2 separate regions of the Homo sapiens genome follow, and region 2 is linked to region 1. A link is a contact called in ENCODE Hi-C data. All regions are on one chromosome and are shown on one strand. The core of a region is the stretch at or near the end of the contact, and the rest is flanking DNA. Distances in the headings are between cores, read along the strand shown.

What was found. A loop is a pair of places that touch in the nucleus more often than their neighbours do. Pooled maps may share reads with other maps.
Region 2: a loop to region 1 is called in a map of CD8-positive, alpha-beta T cell, with 16 times the contacts of the local background. The contact joins the promoter of FKBP7 here to the promoter of NFE2L2 in region 1. A Hi-C loop is called at or near these places in 2 of 168 maps with a recorded cell type or tissue (CD8-positive, alpha-beta T cell and ascending aorta) and 8 of 50 pooled maps.

The regions. Positions count from the first base shown.
Region 1 is chr2:177,261,968-177,268,984 of GRCh38, reverse strand. NFE2L2 (NFE2 like bZIP transcription factor 2) reads left to right here and starts at 4,258. Exons shown (of 5, transcript NM_006164.5): 1 at 4,258-4,453. The coding sequence starts at 4,409. RefSeq lists silencers at 4,115-4,984, 5,245-5,404 and an enhancer at 5,085-6,284.
Region 2 is chr2:178,472,837-178,479,872 of GRCh38, reverse strand. It overlaps FKBP7 (FKBP prolyl isomerase 7), which reads left to right and starts at 1,273. Exons shown (of 4, transcript NM_181342.3): 1 at 1,273-1,594; 2 at 2,660-2,811. The coding sequence starts at 1,374. LOC124906102 (a long non-coding RNA gene) reads right to left here. Exons shown (of 2, transcript XR_007087322.1): 2 at 5,906-6,018.

The sequences.
Region 1 (7,017 bases), core at 3,009-5,508:
TTATTTACTTATTTATTTTTCGAGATGGAGTTTCGCTCTTGTTGCCCAGGCTGGAGTACAATGGCGCGATCTCGGCTCACTGCAACCTCCGCCTCCCGGATTCAAGCAATTCTCCTGCCTCAGCCTCCTGAGTAGCTAGCATTACAGGCATGCACCACCATGCCAAGCTAATTTTGTATTTTTAGTAGAGACAGGGTTTCTCCATGTTGGTCAGGCTGATCTCAAACTCCCGACCTCAGGTGATCCGCCCACCTTGGCCTCCCTGGGATTATAGGTGTGAGCCACCGCGCCTGGCCTATACTGGAGTTTAGTTTATCCACTGGGCAGGTTGCTCAAGTTCAAACTCCCTAAGCAGATATTCAGCGAGTATCTTACATAACTGGCACAAATGAGGTCATATCACGGTCAGAACCTCTGTATGCATTTATCCCTCCATCTACTTCATTGATAAAATGTCTGTGTTCGTGAAGTGTATTTTGATAAGGAGACTATCTCTCCATCGTCTAATAAAATGAAACTTATGCATGGTGTGATGAGGTTTTTTACTTTGTATGTAGCAACAAAGATATGTTATGGGAAAGACAGCTTCCTCATTCCCAGGGAAGTCATTTTCTTCTGAGAGTCTGAGTTTTATTAAATCACCAAGTATCATCTCCCTGTTTGTGCTCCCAATGTTGGTTAACAAACAAAGAGCAGCCAGGGGAAACCCTGCCTTTGATAGTCACCATACATACAGTATGCTGTTTTGGTTATCAATTGCTATGAAACAAACCACCCCCAAATTTAATAGCTGAAAGTGATTTATTATAATTTCTCACAGTTCTTGGTGTTGACTTAGCTTAGCCAGGGAGTCTTCTGCCGGTCTTGCTTACAGTCTCTTGTATGTGACTGCAGTCATATAGCAGCTGGAGCTGGAGTTCTTTGGGGGCTTGAATAGGTGGGCTCGAAGGTCCAAGATGGTTTCTTCATTCACATGTCTGGTGTGTTGGTTCACATAGTCTCTCTCTCTCCATTTAGAGTTTCATCTTCCATGACTTTTCCCATGGCCTCTCTTTCCATCAAGGTAGTCAGACCTCTTAGGATGATGGCTGACTTCCAAGAGTATAAAATTAAAAGCTGTCAGGGCTTTTTCAAGCTTAGGTTAAAACCTGGCATAATGTCACTTCTGGCCTCTTTCCATACCTTAAAGCAAGTTGCAGGGCCAGCCATGCTTGTTTCAATATGAGGGGACTAGACAAATGCCTCAATATCAGGAGAGGTGGTTTACTGGGTGCCATCTTTGGAAGCTTTCTATACTTTACACTGGACAAAGTAGAATTTCAACTACAATTCTAAAAGATTATGAATATTTTCTGGCTCAAACATGGAGAACAATTGAGAGGAAGTGACAGAGAGAGGAAGAAGCCTCAAAGTGATGGAGGATTTTGAAACAATCGGTACTTTCTTGCACCTTGCAACTTGGCAGATTGGAGCACAAAGGAGGTGGAACTAAGGGGTCAATGCATCACCATTATCCAGACTTCTTATACCCAGAAGACTTACTTGATGATACTTTTTTTTTAGACAGAGTCTCACTCTGTCGCCAGGCTGGAGTGCAGTGGCGTGATCTCGGCTCACTGCAACCTCCGCCTCCTGGGTTCAAGCAATTCTCCTGCCTCAGCCTCCCTGAGTAGCTGGGACTACAGGCGCATGCCACCACAACCAGCTAATTTTTGTATTTTTTAGTAGAGACAGGGTTTCACCACGTTGGCCAGGATGGTTTTGATCTCTTGACCTCGTGATCCGCCAGCCTCGGCCTCCCAAAGTGCTGGGATTATAGGCGTTAGCCAGAGCACCTGGCCAATGATGCTTATTTTTTATGAGCAATCTGGAGCAAGGTATCACAATTGACACATCTCAAGCATGTAGGGAAGGCCGTCTTCCCAAAGACAGCAAATGATTCAGGAATCAATGAAAAGGTACAAGAGTCAATAGAACATAAAACCAATTGGAGGGTATTTTTCCCAAATAGTAGCGAGGAGAGCCTGGCAGCAAAAAAGGATCCCATGGCAGCAAGACAGGAGAGAAAAACCAGCACCTCCTCTTTCTTGTTCTTTCTTGCTCCTCCAGAGCTTCTCAACATGCATTATCTGTGCCCTCCTAACACAATAGGCAGGTTTGGAGGGCAAAGCAAGGGCTCAGGCTCTCATATGAAGACAATCACATTCCAGAGTCTGCCAAGATTGGGCACCTCCTTGACGTGGGTGGTCTTGAGAATGGGGTTCCCTTTATTTGGCTAAACCAAATGCCAAACAGCTTTTCCTTAGTGTTTGTTTTTCTTAAACAAGTTCAAACTCTTATCATATTGCTCCCCTCCCTTTGAAAATATGTACTCTGCAGATGCCTGAAATAACACACTCTCAGCAAATTGCAGCATTGGAAAAGTGAAGGTTATTTCATTCAGTCTAAACTCAATGGAAATTTTGTGGCTTAACAAGGAAATACCAAATACTTTATAAACTCCTTTAGAGCAGTAACCATGTCATATGACTCTGGTATCTCCTACCTACTAGGCTCATTGTCTACCTTCTCTGATGTCGTAATTTTAATAAGTAACTTGAATTGTTAACAATTTACTCTTGTCTTTTTCTTGGACTCAGAAATGTTATTTTATTATTATGTCTCTGCATCTTTCATGTGAGGTCCTTTGCAAACAGTTTTCTCCTAACTTGTTTTCATTGTGCAGATCATGTTGCAGGGTTTTCACATAACAGCTGAAAGGAATTAATAGGAGTTAAAGAAGCTTGCTTCAATTACAAGTAATTAATTTAGGCTTCACTTATCTCAAGGAATATCTGAATATACAAATTTACACATAAATCCTGGGAGTGTCAAATTATGCAACCTAGAGAAAGTAAGCTCTGCAGCTTTTTGGGCGTTGATTGCTATAGTCAGGGGTGTGTGTGTGGTTTTTGAATGAAATAGCAAAACCACTGCCAGTATTATCTACTTCACCTGGTTTTGAATAATTCCAGGAAGCTAGAAACTGAAAACCAGTCTTGTATAGAGTTAGAAAGATTGTAAATGCAGAAGAGGAAGAAAAAAACAAAACTAAACCATTTATCTATCCTCTTTGAACCCTTATAAGAGTTCACAATATTCCTCGTTTCAAATACTTGAAGTCTTCTCTGGGCAATGATTAATTTTTAAATAATTGTTTTTAATGTAAGACATAAAACATACGCACTGCAGATTTAAAGCATACTTGGAAGTAACAAGGAGAAACATAAAAATCGTTGATTCCACAGCATTTAATATATTGGTAACCTTCAATTTTTTTCTAGGCACGTTTTTATAAAATGAGCCAATACTATACAAACGTTTTTGTAACTTTTTTTAATTTGTACTATTTTGTGAGTACGTGAAAAAGAAATTTGTAAAGAGTAAACGATTACAGCATGTTGTGGTATTACACACTGTTGAAGGGCGCCATCTGTGGCGTGGTGGCTGCGCTTTGGTGGGAAGAGGTTCTCTTGGGGTTCCCGTTTTTCTCCCAGCTCTGGGTGGGCAATACTGACCACTCTCCGACCTAAAGGGGCTTCTCCGTTTGCCTTTGACGACCTGAGCTTAGGAGAATGGAGACACGTGGGAGTTCAGAGGAGGGCGTTCAGGGTGACTGCGAACACGAGCTGCCGGAGCTGTCCACATCTCCCCTAGGCAGGGCCCACTGGCCCCAGCCCGGGAAGGGAGCAAGGGCGGGAGGGCAGTTGGCAGTGGCACGGTCTGGGTCCAAATCTTTAGCCCCCCCCACCCCGGCTGGCGCCATTCTCGGGCGGTAAAGTGAGATAAAAGCAGGGCAAGGTTCTGCAACTCCAAATCAGGGAGGCGCAGCTCCTACACCAACGCCTTTCCGGGGCTCCGGGTGTGTTTGTTCCAACTGTTTAAACTGTTTCAAAGCGTCCGAACTCCAGCGACCTTCGCAAACAACTCTTTATCTCGCGGGCGAGAGCGCTGCCCTTATTTGCGGGGGAGGGCAAACTGAACGCCGGCACCGGGGAGCTAACGGAGACCTCCTCTAGGTCCCCCGCCTGCTGGGACCCCAGCTGGCAGTCCCTTCCCGCCCCCGGACCGCGAGCTTCTTGCGTCAGCCCCGGCGCGGGTGGGGGATTTTCGGAAGCTCAGCCCGCGCGGCCGGCGGGGGAAGGAAGGGCCCGGACTCTTGCCCCGCCCTTGTGGGGCGGGAGGCGGAGCGGGGCAGGGGCCCGCCGGCGTGTAGCCGATTACCGAGTGCCGGGGAGCCCGGAGGAGCCGCCGACGCAGCCGCCACCGCCGCCGCCGCCGCCACCAGAGCCGCCCTGTCCGCGCCGCGCCTCGGCAGCCGGAACAGGGCCGCCGTCGGGGAGCCCCAACACACGGTCCACAGCTCATCATGATGGACTTGGAGCTGCCGCCGCCGGGACTCCCGTCCCAGCAGGTGCTGCCTCGGCCCTCTGGGCCCTGCGGTGGTGCCGGGACGGGGGCGGGGGAGCTAGGGAACCGCGGCCCGGGAGGGACAGCCGCAACCGGCTTCCCCCACGTCTGGCCAGAGCCAGGACCGCGGCGCTGGGTAGAGCCGCCGCGCTTGCGCCGGGGCAGGGCGGGGAGGGGCAGCGGGGACGCGGCCGGGTGATCCGACCGACCACGAGCCCGAGGGCGAACGGGTGGGAAGTTGCGGGAAGGTCTGGGGACTGAGCCCGCTCGCGTGGGCCTTGGGGGAGAATCCAGCCGCGTCCCCGGGCCCGAGAGCTGGGACTCCGGAGCCCCTAAGTTTGAGCGGCCCGGTGGGCGGCGGGGCAAGAGGGGGCGGACGCTGGCCGTCTGAGCCGGCGCGGCCCGGCCCTTCCGGGGCTGCGCGGCTCCCCCGCCTCGGTGCCGGCAAAAATGTGCCTAGTCACGGGGCCGCTCTCGGGGGAACTGAGGTCGCCTTCGGGCTGGGACCCGGAGCCCCTTCGCCGCGCCCCAAGACCTCCTTGAGTGCGGGCTGCGACGCGCTCACCCCGCTGGGCCGTCTGTGGGCGCGGCTTTGCGAAGTCATCCATCTCTCGGATCACTCTCTGGCAGCCTTGAGCTCTCTTGAAAGCCCAGCCCCGGGACGAGGGAGGAGCGCCTTAAGTGCCCAGCGGGCTCAGAAGCCCCGACGTGTGGCGGCTGAGCCGGGCCCCGCGCACTTTCTCGGCCGGGGAGGGGTTCGGGCTCGGGCACCCGGAGTTGGCCCCTCGTAACGCCGCGGGAAAGTGCGGGCGAGGGCAGTGGACTCTGAGGCCGGAGTCGGCGGCACCCGGGGCTTCTAGTTCGGACGCGGTGCCCCCTGGTGGCGCTCACCGCGCGCGTGGCCTTGGCTTCCGTGACAGCGCTCGGTTGGCCGTCACAGCAGCCCTCGGTTGGCCCTTTCCTGCTTTATAGCGTGCAAACCTCGCCGCGCCAGGGCCAAGGGACAGGTTGGAGCTGTTGATCTGTTGCGCAATTGCTATTTTCCCCAGAGCGGCTTTGTCTTTGGATTTAGCGTTTCAGAATTGCAATTCCAAAATGTGTAAGACGGGATATTCTCTTCTGTGCTGTCAAGGGTAAGAGTTGCGAGTGTAGATTAGAATTTCTGTTGCTTTTAGTCTGTTAGTAATTTTTTGCTTTCAGCTATTATTTCTCCCCTGAGTACTTTATATATGTTTCCTTTTCAGTTGAGAATTTGCCTCAATTTCTTAACATGTTCCCCCTCTTCTGCAGGGGCAGAGAGTGGAACGCTTGCGTTTCAAAACACTTGCTAATTTCTGTGAATTGTTATAAAAGTGAAAAGAAGTTTCTGCTCATCCTTTGTAGAAACTTTAAAAGTAGATATTTATATTTCTAACTTCTTTTGTAAATGAATTTTAGGAAAAAAATTGGAATTCAAGGAAATGTGTACTTGATGTACAGTAAATACGTTTATGCTGTTAAATGTAAAGTTTTCGGTTAATTCCAAAGATCTATTGTAAAGTTTTAAGTTATGGACAATGTATTAATTGTGCTTTTTTCCCCCTTTAAAGTTGTTTGTCTTGAACTTTTCCCCAGTCTTCATTGGGATTGTATTCTTCTGGTTCCAACTAGTGAAGAATTAAATTGTACCTTCCGATTTATTTAATAGCTGCTGTTCAAGAGTTATCTATAGGAATGCTTGTTTGACTGAAGGATATATGATAAAAATGAACTTTAGTTTTTCTGATTTCCGGAATTGTCTACAGCCCTCTATTATTTTTGAATTTTTCTTTCTTTGCTGTGTAATATAACATTCCTTATACAAAAATGCGTGAAACATATGTACCGCATTAAGTGTGTATTTTCCAATTACGTTTGATAAAAATAACTGCTTTTCTACCTTTGTAATCAGACATCGATTTGCATATTTGAAAACAGAAAAAGAACAAGAAAATTTAGAATTGATTTTGTTTATGATTCATATTAGATTGTTGTCATCCATAAAGATTTGAACAGAGTCAAACATTTTCTTGACCTTTTGTCAAAAAAAACTCTCCAGGTGTGAAGTGGTAGTAGGATATAGTTTTTCACCTTCTGTGCAGAGGATGTGTTGATAAACAGGGCAGTAAGGAGAGCCTTAGATTCAGTATCTCCATTAGGTGGAAGGAACCATCCATTACTCTTTTCAAGGGTGTCTTGGAGAGATAAAGCACTTTCCTAGATGAGGGATGAAGTTGATATTGAAATAGACCGATGAGATTATTTTTAAGTCAAACAAAAGAAAAATAGGACAGGCCTCTCATCTCCTGAATGAATGTTAAGCAAAGAACAACTTGACTTTTTAGATATGTGAAAAATCTCTTGAGAGGTTGTGGAAGCAGCATGTAGGAGGATAAATGCATAACTCACATCAGTCTTTTACGCATTAAAAATAACTTGGGCCATTTTGAAATCTTTCTTTCTTGCCCTGGGTTCTTATAAGCAATGTTGGGGGGAAAACTGACTCTGTCTTTAGGATTACCAGGAAAAGTTGAAAGCCAAATGCATCAT
Region 2 (7,036 bases), core at 24-2,523, 1.2 Mb before region 1:
AGCCACAATTTTATTTAGAATATAAAACATGGAACTCGACTTCGGAATTTTAGTCTAGAAATGGGGACTTCCCCCTAGCTTTTATGATTTTTGAAACTCCTGCTTGGACGCAATTGTCATCTTGCATAATCGACAGTAATTTTCAGGTTTATGGAATTTTGCAAACTTTAAGCAAAGCACATCAATCAGGCTCAGTGCTGCGGCTTTTCTTCGCATCACCGAGGTAGAATAGCACCTCTACTCCCAGAACTTAATCCAGGCGAATGCAGAAGGCCTTTGCTGGTTTTCTGGTTTGGGTAGTCTTTGGGTATTCACTTGGAAACAAGGCGAATTGATGGATGGATAGAGTGATGGATGGATATGTAATAAATATAATATAGTTCAATGACAGGATCCAGATGGTGGGTGTAGGAGAGTTTACTGTAGAATTCAACTTTCTGTGTATTTTAAAGGTTTTCATACTAAAATTGGTGGTGAAGTGGTGTTGTCACACAGATTTGACCAAATCCCTGCTGCGTATTAGCTGTGAGATTGGGACAACATGCCCAATACTCAAGTTTTCTTGACTGATGTGGACAATTACGTATCCCATGGGATGGTACAAAAAAGTCAAAAGAACATTCCCCGCACTACCAGAGGCCCTCGAATCAAGGGCGGCCCCGAGTGGCGGGGAAAAGAAATGCAAGCCAGCGGAGGATGCTGAATTGTGGAGGTCGGCTCTCGGAAACGCCTGCAGCCAGGCAGAGGAGTTGCGGTACCGCAGTTTCGTTGCATCGGGCTGGCCTTCAGGTTGTGCGACTCAGCCTGGAACCTCTGAATGCAAGATTCCGACCTGAGAATGCGCTTCAAGGACACCTCCGAAGCACCCAGAAAGCCACCGCCAGCCTATTTTTTACGCTCCTTTTCCAGCATGCCTCTCCCTCCCCCCAGTATCTATCTGCTCGTTCCCTAGGGGTCTTAGAAGCCTTTTGCTTCCAGAAATGACAACCATATTCCCTGACTCTACGACATCCCAGGCTGTTTATTTCGTCTTATGCCAGTTTCATTTTAGAAAATGCGAATGTTGTCACCGAACCCTGAGGAAACCTGCTGTAAAATACGCGGGTTTAGCGAGAAGAAGCGGAGCGAGTGTGCGTTGCGATCTTAAAGACTGAGGACAGCCAGCCCGAGGGCCTAGAAACAGCGTTAACCGCGCTGAGCCCGCTGCGGGAGGCGGAGGGGTTGGGGCCATGAGAGGGCGGGGCCGCATCTATGGCCCCGCCCCGGCCCTTTGTGACGCAGGACAACGCCTGCCACGCGTCGGAACTCGGCCGCGGGACATCCACGGGGCGCGAGTGACACGCGGGAGGGAGAGCAGTGTTCTGCTGGAGCCGATGCCAAAAACCATGCATTTCTTATTCAGATTCATTGTTTTCTTTTATCTGTGGGGCCTTTTTACTGCTCAGAGACAAAAGAAAGAGGAGAGCACCGAAGAAGTGAAAATAGAAGTTTTGCATCGTCCAGAAAACTGCTCTAAGACAAGCAAGAAGGGAGACCTACTAAATGCCCATTATGACGGCTACCTGGCTAAAGACGGCTCGAAATTCTACTGCAGGTAGGAAATGCTGCGAGCTGCCCGTGCGTCCAGTTGCACAAAATCTTGCCTGCCTCCACCAAGCGGAAGCCTCATTGGTTGGTTGGTTGGGGTTTTATTTTTTAACGGTAAAAGTTGAGCCCTTTATTCATTAAAAAAAATCACATTATATGGCAGTGTTTCTCTAATAAACTGAATATTTTTATTTAAAGTATTGAAAATGTTGTGGCAATAAATTATCAAAAATACGATACATCCACACACACATCAACCACCACCATTACCCTTGGGACCTCCAGAATTAAATCAAGGTTCTGCCTATAAGGATGTTCACATTTTTCCCTTGCCAGAAGTATTGAGTCTTTACGGAGGAATACATGGAATAAAGAGATTTAATTCTGGCCTTCAGAAGCACGATTTTTATAGGTTGTGGCCACTTTCTATCAAGAAAAACAGTTACTTCCCTGGTGACTTCTGGTGGGCCCTGCTCCCTCATTCCACCTGGTGCCTACTCTGATTTAATTGATGGCTTATTACTCAGAGGGAGAATCTTTTCTTTACCCTGTAAAGATAGGACTGGGAAAAACAGTTCCATCCATTTAGAATAAAATAGAGAAATTTAATAAGAATTTATACAATTTTATAATTTAATAAGAATTTAATAAATTATATCATTAGAATTTAATAAGAAAATATACCATTTTAAATTACTATTAAAATGACTTTTTGAGGCTAAAACTGCCCTATCATTTTTTTACAACAAACCCAGGGAGTTAAATGAGTTCTTTGTACAAGCCATGCACCTAGTTAGGGGCTGGAGACCCATTAAAAAGTTAACTGTTGAATAGTTTTTGTAAAGATAACAATTTTAAAAAATGAGATGGCTGTTAATGATTAACTTTGGGCAAATCATACTTCTTTCTGGTGATTATAGGGAAGTTTGAGTCAAACACCCCATTAAGGGTTTTAGAAAGAGTGATTATATGGGAATGATGGTTAGAGAGGACTCCAATTTTAAATGCCCAGCTGTATTTTCAAGTTTGATTTCTTGAAATCAGTTTACTTAAGTATTGCTTTTTGTTATAGCCGGACACAAAATGAAGGCCACCCCAAATGGTTTGTTCTTGGTGTTGGGCAAGTCATAAAAGGCCTAGACATTGCTATGACAGATATGTGCCCTGGAGAAAAGCGAAAAGTAGTTATACCCCCTTCATTTGCATACGGAAAGGAAGGCTATGGTAAGATGTTTAATTTTAATTTCTTGTTTTAGTTATATTTAAAAAATGATTAATAGATTTCTGGGTATATAGGTCTGAAAGAATTGAAAGCACAGTCTCAAAGAAATATTTGTACAGCCATGCTCATAGCAGCCATGTACAATAGACAAGAGATGGAAGCAAGCCACATGTCCATACATAGAGAAATGGATAAACAAAATGAATACATGCATATATGGAAGCCAGGCACAGTGGCTCATGCCTGTAATCCCAACACTTTGGGAGGCCAAGGTGGTAGAATCACTTGAGGCCAGGACCAGCCTGAGCAACAGCAAGACCCTGCTCTACAAAAAAAAAAAAAAAAAAAATGAAATGGAATATTATTCAGCCTTAAAAAGGAAGAAAATTCTGAGACATGCACCAACATGTATCAGCCTTGAGGACATTATGCTAAATGAAATAAACCAGTCACAAAAAGACAAATACTGTATAATTCCATTTATGTGAGGTACCTGGAGTAGTCAAATTAATAGAGACAAAGTAGAAGGGTGATTGCCAGAGGCTGAAGTGAGAGGGAAAAGGGGAATTGTTGACCAATGGGTATAGAGTTTCATTTTTGCCAGATGAAGAGTTCTGGAGATTGGTTGCATGGTAGTGTAAGCGTACTTTACTGAACAACACACTTGAAAATTGTTATGATGGTAAATTTTATGTTATGTGTATTTTACCACAATTAAAAACAAAAAAGTGAAATAAAAAATGATAGATGAAATAAAGAGAACAGTAAAGCCCAATGACCTTAAGCTCTATCTAGTTCAGTCCAGTCCCTTCTTTTTGCTTATAAGGATAATATGACATTGTTTGAATATAGATCTCTGGCCAGAGTTCTTTCTTCTACATTGTGGCAACACTCATGATGATTATATATATTCTATAAGCTCTACCTTAAGCATTTTTATTTGTTTTCAGCATATGTTATTATTACATAAATATTTATAACACAGATCTTTGGTAAGCAGTACCAAAGTTAAATTCATAAAACTCAGAAACTGGAACATGTAGGTTTAGAGTAAAAGGACAGGACGGGCACATTGTAAAAGGAACAGCTGAGATATAATGGGCTGTCAGTCATTATTACCCCAATACAGGACAAGCCTTCAAATGTGCAAGAAATGATCTTATTCTTTCAATATCTTGTCATTTTAAAAATCCTACAGCAAAAAGATCTGAAAACCTAGGTAAAGCAAATAAGCGGGAAAAATGTTTGTAACATGTATGAAGACTTGCTAACCAATAATGAAAATGACATATCCCTAGAAATGGGCCAAATTCATAAATAAGCACCCACTAACAAAAAACTACAAATGGCCTTTAAGTCTATGAGAATACTTAATTTTATTCATAAAGAGAAATTAAAAATGAGACATCATATTTCACTCATCAGATTAGCAAACACAAAACAACTTGGCAAAAGCATGGAAAAACCAGCATTATTGCTGGGAATGGAAATCATTCAACTTCTCTATCAACTGTTATCAAAAGTGAAAATGCAGGCCCGGGTGTGGTGGCTCATGCCTGTAATTCCAGCACTTTGGGAGGCTGAAGTGGGCAGATCACTTCAGGTCAGGAGTTCGAGACCAGTCTGGCCAATATGGTGAAACCCCGTCTCCACTAAAAATACAAAAATTAGCTGGGTGTGGTAGAGTGTGCCTGTAATCCCAGCTACTTGGGAGGCTGAGGCAGGAGAATCGCTCGAACCTGGGAGGCAGAGGTTGCAGTGAGCCAAGATTGCGCCACTGCACTCCAGCCTGGGCAACAGAGCGAGACTCCATCTCAAAAAAAAAAGTGAAAATGCACGTGCCTTCTTATCCAATAGTTCCATTTCCAGGAATGTGCACAAAGGTATATGTAAAAGAACATTCACTGCAGGCATTTTTGGGTGGGAGGGTGGCAAAAGGTTGGAAACCACCTGCCTATCCATCAATAGGAAATTAGTTAAATAAATTATAGTATATCTATACAATGAATTACTGTGTAACCAGTAAAAAGAATGAAGTAGAGCTATACTTATTAATATGTTAAAAATAAAGTGGAGGCCAGGCATGGTGGCTTCATGCCTATAATCCCAGCACTTTGAGAGGCTAAGGTGGGAGGATCACTTGAGCCCAGGAGTCTGAAAGCAGCCTGGGCAATGTAGGGAGACACAATCTCTACAGAAAATTAAAAAGTTAGCCAGGCGTGGCGGTATCCGCCTGTGGTCCCAACTACTCAGGGGGCTGAGATGGGAGGATCCCTGGAGCCTGGGAGGTCGAGGCTGCGGTGAGCTGTGATTGTGCCACTGCACTCCAATCTGGGCAACACAGCAAGACCCTGGCTCAAAAAAAAAAGTGGACAAGACTATATTCCACTTTTGGGATATATATTGAGCATCAGTGCCAGGCTTTGTTCTAGGCACTGGGCATAAAGCAGTGACCAAAGTAGACACTACTCCCAATCCTCTATGAGCTTTCATTTCAGAGGAGGAGTTTCACATATGCATGTATCTACACAGAATACATCTGGAAGAATATGCAGTCATCTGATGACATTAAGTGTTCCTGGGAAGGAGGCCTCAGGGTCAAGGATGAGAAGATTTCTTTTCACTCTAACATTTTGTACCATTTGAAAGTTTTATAAGGCATGTATTAATTTTTCCAAAATTAAAATTTTAAATTACAAAAATTGCATGTAGCAGAACAGAGAAGAAAATTTTTAAAGCAGGCAGGAGGATGGGCAGCCTGATAGGCTGTACCTTGCATCCTTAGTTAGGTTCTTGCTCCGTGTTGCTGCTTGAAGGCTATACAGAAAGAATCTTTGCCTCCTTACCCTATTTAGAGCCACTGCTGACTCCACCGGTTTGAAATAGTAAAGATTAATTTTCCACAATGAGATATTGGCATTGCTCCCAAATATTTCATGGAAGTGGCATGCCTTCTTTGAGGCAGTTGTCTTAGTCATTAAGAGTTCTTTCCAGCAAAATCGGGGCATCAGTGCCCCACACTGGATTGGCGGGTGGTGGGGGGGTGTCAGTGCTTTGAGTCAGACCCAGTCAGGCTTAAAACTCCTAAAGAGACAATTTCCAGATAACTTCAGCTTTATTTTTAATGCTTTTTGCCAATAATTTGATCCCATCAGAACAGCTCCCATGGTACCATAATTCATATATCCTGTTTTTATTTGTATAGGAACCTAGGAGAAAGAGAAGGAAAATTGAAAATAAATTAAGTCAAATGCAATACTTGTGCTAAAAATGTTGTCAAAAGTTGAGGCCACTTCTAGGCAAAATGTTGGAGGCAGAGTTTGCCTTTCAGTCTCTTTCTCATTTTCAAAGTTTTCCTTTCTGTCTTGCGTTGTGTCTTCAGATGCCTCCACATTCTGCCTACCACTAGAGCACCCACTCTCCTATCTGCCTAGAGCACACACATCTGTCATCATCAGGTGCTCATCCAGGGTTCACCGCCATCAGGCAAAGGACCACTTAGCTTATCTTTTTCATAAACTAATTTATGCTTAGATATGAATGACTACCCAGGCTGCCTAAGCTCTTAATAAATCAGAAACTTGCTGCAGAGATATAGAAGTTTGATGTGAAACAAGTTCATATTCAATTGGAGGTATCTCTAACAAACATTAAAGTGATTAATCTCACTAGTAATACCACCAGCACCCTCATTTTACAGAGTAAGAAACTGAGGCCCAAAAAAAGTGTTAATTGGACCATAGTTAATACTGACCTTGCCTGCGTTACATTAGGCATTGTAATCCAATACCTTGGATTACATTATTTTAAAAGTTGCAGTGTAGACCTTAAGTAACTGTTTAACAAACAACCTCTTGATTAAATAAGCATTTAAAAGTAAGTTGTTATTAAGACCTAACATTAGCTATAACTTTATTTTAGGTAGTACTTGAAGAAGTCTTTCTTCTGCAAAATATCCTTGTCTCATGTCACAGAACAACCCTGCATGTCTTGAAATGCATGTGACTTGTTAGTGCTTAAATAACAATACATGCGGTATGTATATATTCTTTACCTTAATTCCTACTTCTTTGATCTGCTTCTCTAAATATAAGTAATTCCGTAGCAAATGCATATTTTCCTCATTTTTATACTTTAGTTTTTTTTAAAAAAAAAAAAAAAACAAGAAAAAGAGGTAATTGGCAATATATCCTTTTTTTTTTTTTTTTTTTTGAGATGGAGTCTTGC